Regions from separate parts of the Homo sapiens genome. Here region 2 is linked to region 1. Evidence: read pairs that join two places in POLR2A ChIA-PET (ENCODE). Cell type or tissue: MCF 10A. All regions are shown on one strand. Links, peaks and the distances in the headings refer to the core of each region. The heading gives the core; the rest is flanking DNA.

The links. Peaks named below come from ENCODE experiments on the same cell type or tissue, not always from the same donor. Only the 100,000 strongest peaks of a DNase experiment are listed, where the experiment ranks them.
Region 2: POLR2A ChIA-PET joins it to region 1 with 5 read pairs; 5 of 35 experiments call an interaction of 5 or more read pairs at or near these places.

The regions. Positions count from the first base shown.
Region 1 is chr15:39,196,228-39,201,620 of GRCh38, reverse strand. All of the region lies in intron 1 of LOC105370777 (a long non-coding RNA gene), which reads left to right. Among named protein-coding and RNA genes, the nearest start is that of LINC02915, 52 kb to the left of the region's middle. In MCF 10A, for the core only: no CTCF peak of the experiment used is centred there; no DNase peak of the experiment used is centred there.
Region 2 is chr15:39,284,891-39,290,283 of GRCh38, reverse strand. The region is part of intron 1 of LOC105370777 (a long non-coding RNA gene); the gene reads left to right. Among named protein-coding and RNA genes, the nearest start is that of LINC02915, 37 kb to the right of the region's middle. In MCF 10A, for the core only: no CTCF peak of the experiment used is centred there; a DNase peak (open chromatin) is centred at 2,583.

The sequences.
Region 1 (5,393 bases), core at 190-5,189:
TATCAGCATATTTAAATTATGGTGCTTATAGGTTAAGTACTAAATCATGTTAATGTAATAATAGGGATTCATATAAATTATATGAATTGTATATTTGCACGCCCCCACGAAAAAAGCTCTATATTTCTATATTGATTTCCCTGCAGATTTTTTTAAATTATAGCGTTCACAACTACAGAACTAATTATGTTTTATATCCTCTTTGAAGCTACACTAATTCCTACCTTAATTATCATCACCTGCTGAGGGTAAATTTTGTTTTAAAACATTTTTGAGAACTGTATTTCAGTGTGATTATTTTACTTGTAATCTTGTGTATTTTATGTTACATATTTAAAGATATTATTTCTGAAAGGGGTCCTCAGGATCTGCCAGACTTTCACAGGGGTTCCTGTCTCAAAAAGGGTTAAGCTCTTCTGCTGTAAGCAAAAGATGACAAACTCAAATGCCTACAGCACAGGCCTCAAGAACTGACTGAAGAAAGAGACCCACTAGAAGGCCAGTATAACAATCTAGAGAAAAAAAATTAGGGGGAATTTCGTGGGGTCCCAATAAATAACAGCCCCATTTTTCACTTAAATTTGGATCCAACTGAAAAAAGAAAAGACAAATAATAAGTCAGCTAGAGTTCAAAGTATCACCATTTCAATGAACACACCTGATATTAGAGAATGTGGCTTATTTCTTGGCTGTCACAACTCTAGGGGCCCTAGGTGAGAGAGGTAAGAGGACTGTAAAGTAAAGATGCCTCCTGGAGTCCTGGAGCTTTAACCCATTCAGCAATAGCATGCTGCAGCCTGCTTCATCTCCACCACTACAGACACTGATTCCTGCTGGACTTAAAGCAACTTACCCAGCAGGGCTGGTTTGGGCAGGCTTCCTCCTGCTGAGATGAGATTTTTCTGCAGGAGGCTTTGAAATGGGTCAGAACAATGCAGTAATTAAATGGACTCCAAGGCCAAAAATATTCTTTCTATTCTGTTTCCCTTGCTCAGTGCTGTCCTGCTACAACTGTTCAATATAATCTATTGGAAGTAACTGTCCAATATAACCTACTGGAAGTTATGAAATAAAATTAAGTGAAAATGCAGAGAGAAACTCCACGAATAAAATGCCAAGAAAGCGAGGATGCCCCAAATTTGAATATAGTTCCTCCCTCTGTGAAATTCTCTCAGAAGAATTAAAATCGATACATTAGTCCCTTCGCAAGTTTAAGTCTAATGTTAACAAAACCCAAGTGAATTAAAGTCTGAATCAAACTCTACTGCTTTGGTGAATTAAAAGCCCAACCCAACGTGACTAATTATATACTGACTTCCCATTAAGGGTTGGGGTGAGGGGTCTCCACAGTGTTAGCAGAGTGAGGGGTCCTGCCAGGGCTTGCAGCTGGGGCTCGCTCTTCTTGAGGCTGGTGTGGTTCCTGCAGGACTGCAGAAAATATATGCTGGGTTTCTGATGACTTTACTGATGAAAAGTTTCAAGCAGTTATTATTTTCACTGGTGGGCCACACCTACCATATTGAGAAAAGAAGCCAAACCTCATCCTCTAAAGCAATTATCCCAGAAAAAATTACATTCTCAGAATGTGGGGCTTAGTATATTGTCAAAAACTATGGCCCCAGATGCAATGTCAACATGAAGGGGAGGCTGAATGAGTCCTGGAATGGTAGATGGAAGAACCTCCTCCCAAACATATCCACATCCTAATCCCATGGACCCTGTCATACGTTACTTTGACTTTTCAGACATCATTAAGGATTTGAGATGGGCAGATTATCCTGGATTATCTAGAAAGGCTCCATATAATCACAAGGGTCCTTATAAGAGGAAGACAAGAGGGTCAGAGTTAGAGAGATTTACAGCTGCTACGCTACTTCCTTAAGGATGAATCAAGGAATACAGGTGGCCTCTAGAAGCTGGAAAAATCAAGGAGATGGATTTTCTCCTAGATGCTTCAGAAGGCCTGCAGCCCTGTCAACATCTTGATTTTAGCCTAGTAGATCCCACTTGGGACTTCTGACCTCCAGAAGTGTAAGATAATAAATTTGTGCTGTTTTAGGTCACTAAGTTCCTGGCAATTTGATACAGCAGCAAAAGAAAACTAATAATACAGTTGATTGAGAGCTTGTATTCTGGGGCAAATCCAGCCTGTATTCAGATCCCTGCTCAGCCACTAACTAAATATGTGGCCTTGCTGCCTACTAGCATAGGCTGAGGTCCCTGAATCACTAGCATGTGTGTGATAAGACAAGTGGCTTGTACTGTTTAGGGGAAAGACTTCACCATGAGATTCCCTGCATCCACTTAAGGCAGGCCTTTTCTAAGTCTCGTGCAATTGGTGTCTGCTGATGACATTCCTGCACATGTGACTTGGCTGAGCCCCAGGCTTTCTGAGTCCCCCAGCCACTACTTTGTCAAAGCTGAATTGTCCTGGTATTTTCCCTGAGTGTTACGTCTTTGTTGAGGGCAATGGAATCTTGCTTTAGGCTGTCACAATCTATAAAACAAACAACTACATATAAAAAACAGTCCATATAAAGCTACCACTGGACAAGCTGTAATTATCTGTCGGGGTTGAAATATTATGTCCTAAAGCCTAAGGCCCCTTTTCCAAGTCATAGAATTTTTAAAAAGCCAAGTGTGAAATTATAAAAAGCAACCTTATGAGCTAATAAAAGCCTCCGCAATCCACTAAGGTCAAAACATCTCTCTCATGCACACAAAAAAATCCAAAGCCCAGAACCGCTCAAGATCATTTAATGTTTGTTTTATTTTTCCCACTTCAGCCATTTGTTATGTTTCTCAGTGTTTCCAACCAATCCACCAAATGTTAGACTATTCTAAGGAAAGTCCTTTTTTTGTGGCCAAATTCAAACACAACTGAGAAATAAGACAAAGGAATAAGGCAATCATACACCAAAACATCATCTTTATTACCGATAAAGCTGAAGTTACAGGATGTGGCTTATATATGCTGTCAAGGGGTGAATGAACGGGACTCTGGTGAGAGGCCAGAAGTACAGTGATAATGTATGATCCTCCACATGGAAAGAGAGCAGCAGTTGCTAAAGCTTTCACCCATGACGGGGATAAAAGCCTGCCTTAGTCTGCTGTGGTAAAGAAGACTCAACTCAGGCAAGAAGTTACATACCCTGTTCAGGTGGATTAGGTGCAATGGTTTTGACTGACACACAGGCCACTTCAAATGGCTCAAGCACCCATCCCATGGACTTCCAGTCCTTCTGAAATCATCGTGTGAGATGAGTAAAAATGTTCCAGTGTAGTGGAAAGAAAGCTTTGTGATACCAGTCAGGTGATGATTATTTTTTTACTGTGGTGTGAGCAAGCAATGAATGCAAGAAGCAGCCCTTTAGGTATTGTTATGTAATTAACATGACTAATAAAGACATAAATCACAACTACCTGGAAGATCCTGTTGGAGGTGACACTGGATTAGCTATAGTATTTGCAGAACCCTCATGAACTATAAAAATAAAATAGCATAAAACTTATTCCTAAAGCTCATTTATAAGGTGAATTTTTGGCTTTTGTTCTTATTTGGGAAGAGACTTGCCTATTTTTACACAGAATTTGATTTTCTAGTTCACATTCATTTCATTGTGCAGTGAAGATATTAGCTGAAGTGTGAAGGTCAGTTTACGTGCAAATGCCTTAGCGTGGAAGTTTGTGGCAAGCTATGCAGGTGATGAGATTGTCAGTCCCCAAAGAGCCTGGAACAGGTTAGGATGGAGCTGCTAAGAGTGTGTTTACAGCTGACATGCTTCCTCTGGTAAATCTGGATCATGCTCACTCCAGAAAAGCACACTCCTCTGCTTTATAGGTTGTGCTTCTCAAGACTTCTGGGGTTATTTTCATTGTCAGCTATAGCTTGAAAGCTTAGTTATGACTTGCTGATCTGATGCCCTAGCCTATTTGTGTTCTCTGGTGATGTCTCAGAATAATTCATGCTGTTGGGCTTCCTGCATCTGAAACTCCTTGGTACATATGGGCTTGGCAATGGACAGAGCTCAGGTGTAACTGAAACCCCAGAAAGCTGCTTTTTTGCTGACATAAATCAAGGATGTTGATTTCGAAGAAAAAATTTGGATAGCTTAAAAGAAGTCCATCACCATCATTGAAAAGCCTAGACAACCTGTGTGTTCAACTGATACTCAGCCAGGAGCTGTCTCTCCAGGAATCCAAAAGAATTAAAAGGAAGCATTGTGCTATTTAGAATTATATTCAAAAAGCGTGAAGCCGCTACTTTAGATCTATAGAACCTTTAAAATTGTTGCAATATTTTAGGTTATATCTTTGTGTTCTTTCAAATGGGTGTAATATTTTAGATTTTATTATTACATTATTTGAAATGGTTGCCTTATTTTAGGTTTTTTTTTTTTTTTTTTTTTTTTTTTTCCCTGAGACGGAGTCTCGCTCTGTCGCCCAGGCTGGAGTACAGTGGTGCGATCTCGGCTCACTGCAAGCTCTGCCTCCCAGGTTCACGCCATTCTCCTGCCTCAGCCTCCCAAGTAGCTGGGACTATAGGCACCCGCCACCATGTCCGGCTAATTTTTTGTATTTTTTTTTAGTAGAGACGGGGTTTCACCGTGTTAGCTAGGATGGTCTCCATCTGCTGACCTCGCGATCCACCCGCCTCGGCCTCCCAAAGCGCTGGGATTACAGGCGTGAGCCACCGTGCCCAGCCCCTATTTTAGGTTTTATCTGTTTATTCACTTCCATTTTTTTCCCCAGGGAGGATTGCTGGTGATGCAGATTCCTTGTGAAAATTACTGATTTCACTATAGTAATAGTGAAATAGTAATCCTTTCACTATAGGAAAGGATGAGTTTTGATGATCATTTCCTGTGCTTGGGGTACTACTTCTTTATTTATTCTTGGGAATTTTTTTTGTATAGTATCCTCAGAATCCAATAGAACTAGCATTTTAAACAGCAGTGCAAATGTAACAGCAAGTGCTGAAACCAACCAGGTTGAAATTCCACAGCTTCTTCATCTCACCAATGACAATTTGATTTTACTTCAAAGTGGCCATGGCTCTTGCGGTAACATACTACTTCGAAGGCTGGTTTTGTGTACCATGATCTCCAACTGCTTCAAATGAGCACCTATTGCTGTCACCCCACCCAGATGTACCTTAGTGTGCTGGAAACCTGTGCTCATTTCTTAGATATGGAGGTGTTTGTGGACTGAATCATTCTGACTAGTTACTCTCCATCTGGTGCTTTGTCTATTTCGTTTCCTCTTTTGGTTCAGTCTGGAACAAGGCCAAGAAACCAAAGTTCTTCTCTGGAAAGGACTTTCTCTGCCATGGCAGGGAGGAATGGGTATGTCTTCATATAGTGCCTGGGGGCAGCAGGATATCCTGGCAGGGT
Region 2 (5,393 bases), core at 71-5,070, 89 kb before region 1:
AATGTATCTGATTAATTTTCTTGGAGGAGCTTCTGATTAAAGTACATTTTAAAGGCTTTAGATCCATATTCTCCCCTCCTAGAAGGTAGGAACCATTTTCACTTTTTACCCATAGCAAATTAAAGCCCCATTTCCTTGCATCCCGATCAGAACTTCTTGTTTCAGTCATTGCTAATTTGGTAAGCCAAACATGGTATTTCATTATTTAAATTTATCTATTATTAGGAAGGATAATAATTCATTTGTTATTCAGTCATTTCTTCATGAGTTGTCTGTTTATTATACTGAGCATATTTTTTGTCTTTATTTTTGTCGTGTCTGTTGCTGACTTCTAAGAGCTGTATAATTAAAGAACTTAACTCTCTTTCCATCATTAGTTTCTTTTTCATTATTCTTTTTGTGAATGCATGTGAAATTTTGTGAATGCATGTGAAAATTGTTTTAAATTTTATTGATGGCACTTCTAACTTTCAGAAGTTATGCTTTTTAGGTAGTCAGATTTAATAATTTTTATAAGTTAATTTTGTCTTTAAATGGTTGCTTACTCAGAATATCCTTCCTCCAAGATCATAAAAGTGTTCATAATATTTTCTACCAGTTTTAAAAAATGTGCTATTGTTATATTTAGTTCTTGAGTATGTCTGGAATTTGATTTGGTGTACATTATGAGGGAGGAAGTTAACATTCTCCCTTGTATTTAGCCTATCACCTAAATAATATACTAGTCTTCAAATGATTTTACATAAACCTATCACAAACCATATTTTACATGCACTTGCATTAGTTTAGAACTTTATATTTTGTTCTATTGATCTGTTTATTCTTAGACTTCTACTACAGTATTTCAATTGTTGTTGTTTTATAATATGGCTTAATGACTTTAATGAATTCCCTCTGCTTGTTATTACTTTTATCACTCTTATTATTTAAAACTTTTTTCTTGGATACTTTTATAGTTCATTCTCGCAGGAAAATTTCAGAATATTTTGTTAAACATTTTTGAAAAAATATCTCATTGGTATATTATAACTGCATTTAATATATTACATGAATCTTGGGTAATCTGAGTTCTTTTCAGTATTTAGTCTTCTTATTCAGATGTACTTTTTACTTGTGAAGTAGCTTTATTCTCTGCAGACATTTTCTGAGGTTATAATCGTTATGTCTTTTTTATTAAATTTTTTTATTTCCATAGGTTATTGGGGAACAGGTAGTGTTTGGTTACATGAGTAAGTTCCTTAGTGGTGATCTGTGAGATTTCGGTGCATATCACCTGAGCAGTATACACTGCACCCAAATTGTAGTCTTTTATACCTCACCCTCTTCCCACCCTTTCCCTCGAGTCCCTAAAGCCATTGTTTCATTCTTATGCCTTTGCATCCTCATAGCTTAGCTCCCACTTATGAGTAAGAAGATACGGTGTTTGGTTTTCCATTCCTGAATTACTTCGCTTAGATGCTCTCCAATTCCATCCAGGTTGCTGTGAATGCCATTAATTCGTTCCTCTTTATGGCTGAGTAGTATTCCCTTGTGTGTGTGTGTGTGTGTGTGTGTGTATTTATATATATATGTGTATATATATGTATATATGTGTATATAGATGTATATATATGTGTATATCTGTATACGTGTATACACATATGTATATCACAGTTTCTTTATCCACTCATTGATTGATGGGCATTTGGGTTGGTTCCACATTTTTTGCATTTGCGAATTGTGCTGCTATAAACATGCATGTGCAACTAATTCTCCACAGGGTGAAGATGTAAAATGTTCTATATTTATCAATGACTTTTTTACTATAGTAAATATATTTGTTGCTCTTACTGCCAATTAATCATGGACTCATCATCCAGTAAGATAAATGTTTAAAGGGTGCTTGGGAGTGGGGGTTGCATAAAGCATTAATAAAAGAAGTAATCTGTGGCTTCACTGATCTATGTTGATCTTCACTTTAGTTTTACTATGGCTATTATATACATGGATTTATACATAATATACTATGAGTATTTTCTAAATTAATTTCTGCCACAATAATTTTTATCTTGTGGTAAACTACTGTTTAGAAAATAGGTATTAATTTCTCCTGTTACTTGGTGGAAATTATAAATACAAGATTTCTCCCTTTAATCCATCCCTTTGCCATCTGAAACCTCACATTTCTGTAGCCCCTTGTTTTCTTCTTTCCTGGCACTGAATTGCCCTCTAAAGGGATATTCAGAACATAATGTTGTGTGCCCTGTACTGTCCATAAGTCATTCTCTCCTGAATGATTTGCTTGGATGAAAGGTGCAACTGTTATGTTACCACCTGGCTTCTTAAAGGGGAAGGGACCTTTATCCTTTCAATAATTGCAAATACTTCTAACAAAATAAACAGGTAACAAAGTGAAACTTGCTTTTCATGTATTCTCTAGGATTTCAGAAAAATATAACATTAACAAAGTTTAGAGGGTAACAGATTTCTCCCTGAACAAGAATCTGTTAAAAGTAGTACTGCATTTTCATGTCTCTCTAGCAGTGTCCCGACAGATGTTTAAGCCTGTGAAGGAGGGTGGAAATGGCAGAGAAGCCACAGGAAGTATAGTGAGTCATGCCACTCCAATTGTGAGCCCTCCATAGAATCCTAAATAAATATAGTTCGGATACTTTGCACACTAATCACCTTTAGTAGTGATATGACTCTTGGATATTTTTAGAACCCTTTTTCTAGGGCATGTTGCACCTGGGCACAGTAGAGCCAGCATTACCTGGCTATATGCCTTGTCCTGTTCGGAAGACAGCCTGTGCGGGCGGCTAACAAAAGAACCTATGTCTCTTGGCCTTTTCCATGGGTCCTTGCCCAGGGCTACCTGTTACTGGTATTTGAGTAATTTTGAACAGTGCACGATATCAGGACTTTTCCTGAATGGTCTCAAAAATTGACTTATTGCCTGCCTTTCTCAGTTATTCTGGAAAATTGGGATGGATGGGAAGATTTGGAAAATACAGTCCTTGTTTTCTGCCTAGAAATAGTCCTAAAACTGTCTTACTGTTATCAAATTAGCCACCCGGTCACTTTTATCTAGAGGACAGGATCACTGAAGGTGAAGAGTTGAGCTAAAACTGTATAAAAGTTGCTGGTATTTTTTCCATAGTGCTACAGTGATTATGAGAAAAATCATGTATTTTATCTTTAGGGGAGCCCACGTGAATTTGAGCATCTCAGATTTGATTTTCTGCTCTGATACTGTATTCTAGAGTCATTCCTTGCCCTTAAGAAGATGATTTCAAGGCCAGCAACCACACAGATAAGAATAACCAGTCTCATGAATCAATTCCATTAAAGTGTTTGTTTACATTCTTTGCTTCTAGAAATACAAACCAATTAGTTGTTTGAGAAAAGTTCTGAGAAAAACGAGAATCATGGGGACATGAGGGGAGAAGGATGTGGTGACAGATTGGTCTCTGCTCCTTTTTCTACTCTGTTTGGCATAGACTATACTTTTTGAAGTTCATGATATGATAAATCACTTAAATGTTTTTTGTGTGTTTATCCTCTGCACAGTGTTTCTGCTAGTTGGATTGGAGTCTGCTTTTGTGAAGAGCTGATTGTGGGGTAAGAGTCTGCTCAACATTTGTAGGATAAGTTCACTGGAGGAGATGCAGGGTGGAGGACACTTTTCTCCATCATAGCCAGGGAACCAGAATCGAATGAACACTTTTAGCTCACTGTCCTTCTGGGCTAGTGTCTTATCTTTGCCTTTTTGAGGTGTATAGAAGAATCATTGTTTGATTTTCTGAGCTATGACCAGCTCTCAAAAACAGGGATTTATATTTTTGGTCTCTGCAATGTCCTCATTACAGCATGAAAAAAGAAAAGGTCAGGAGACATGGAAAATGTGTTTCTCTGGGAAATTCTGGATATGAAATGAGAAGTCCTAGATCAGGAGTTTTTAAATCTTCTTGAACAAAACATAACTTAGATATCAGAGGCAAAATAATATGGTTCAAGCCCAGTCCTACTTCCATCTGTCCTGTGTATGTGGAGCATTCAGAAACTTTATGAATTTCTGCTGGAGAAAAGAAATCATAGATATGAAATTAACAATGGTAAAAAGGATAGATATGTGCAAAATAGACAAAAAAATGTTACAGAACATGCAGAAGCAGGATCCATTCATTCTAATTGTAGGGAGTAAGGAAGCACTCTAGAGAGGAGGTGGTATTTCAGTAAGATTCAAAATATTTCAACAGGTTGAGAATTTGAGGAGGGGAAGTATTTCAAATGGAGGCAATGCTTAAGCCCAAAAGCATGAAAGACCTTATTGCTGAGAATATTCACTTCCCAGAGGCATTAAATACAAGTGGAATAAGTCCAGAGTTTCTTTCTCAGACCTGACCTAACAGCAAAATATGTGATCTGCATCAAGTCAGTTTCCTCTGTGCAAAATCAGATGCAGATTGCTGTCTCAGGATGACACCTCAAAGTCCTCAGACATCACAAGACATATGCAGTGACCAAAAATGAACAGAGCCCTGGGAGGGAGAAAAGGCTTCTGTCAGATTTTGTCCTATTATATAGATAGATTTTTCAGATTACTTAGAATCTTGGAGTTACTTTTTTTTTTTATTCTGAGTATCATTTGTAGAGCTTGAAAACGTTTCTTAGAACCTATTCCGTATGGAAAGAAGCATCCTTTTGTGATTATTAGTGATCCTGATTAGTGATTATTGACTACTACTCTGAATTTTCAACAGTGGGTATACTAAACTTTCAGTACTTGTTAACATTTCAGTTAAAGCAGGCTAGGCAGAGACCTAGAGAGGACAGAGTTGCTCTGGAGTATAGATGGCTTTTTAAAAGCATCTCTTGCTTTATGCTTCCATAACAGAAAAACCAGGAGACAGTTTTTACCAGAAAATGAGATATCCGCCTTATGGTATCCAGATGTCATTCTTATTTTACGTGAAGTATGTGAGCAAGATTTTTGTTTCCCTCTGTTTTGTGTGTGTGTATATTCATCATCTGGCTGTTATCTTTGTAGAGGCACAGTCTCCTTAAAGGTTTTCCAAAAATAACACAAGAATCAAGGGAAGAGGAGGAGGATTAGAAAAGTTTTCTGGGTTAACCACTCAGCTATATCAACACTTGAATACTACATTCTGGATCAGGGAGAAATACTGAAAGCGTAAGCAAAGAAGCAAAATGGCACATGGAAAATGTGTGCCCACACACTTGTGAATGCAAAGAAGTGACTACCTGCCACAGGTGATAGTCAGTGGAGGAAAAAGTCCAGCTGAAAAGCCAGTAAAAATGCCTATCTATCTACCTGTTTGGATTCCTTTCTTCACTAGAGATGAGTGGCTCCAACGAAATCCTAGGGTTCTCATGCAGTAAGGGATCTTTGG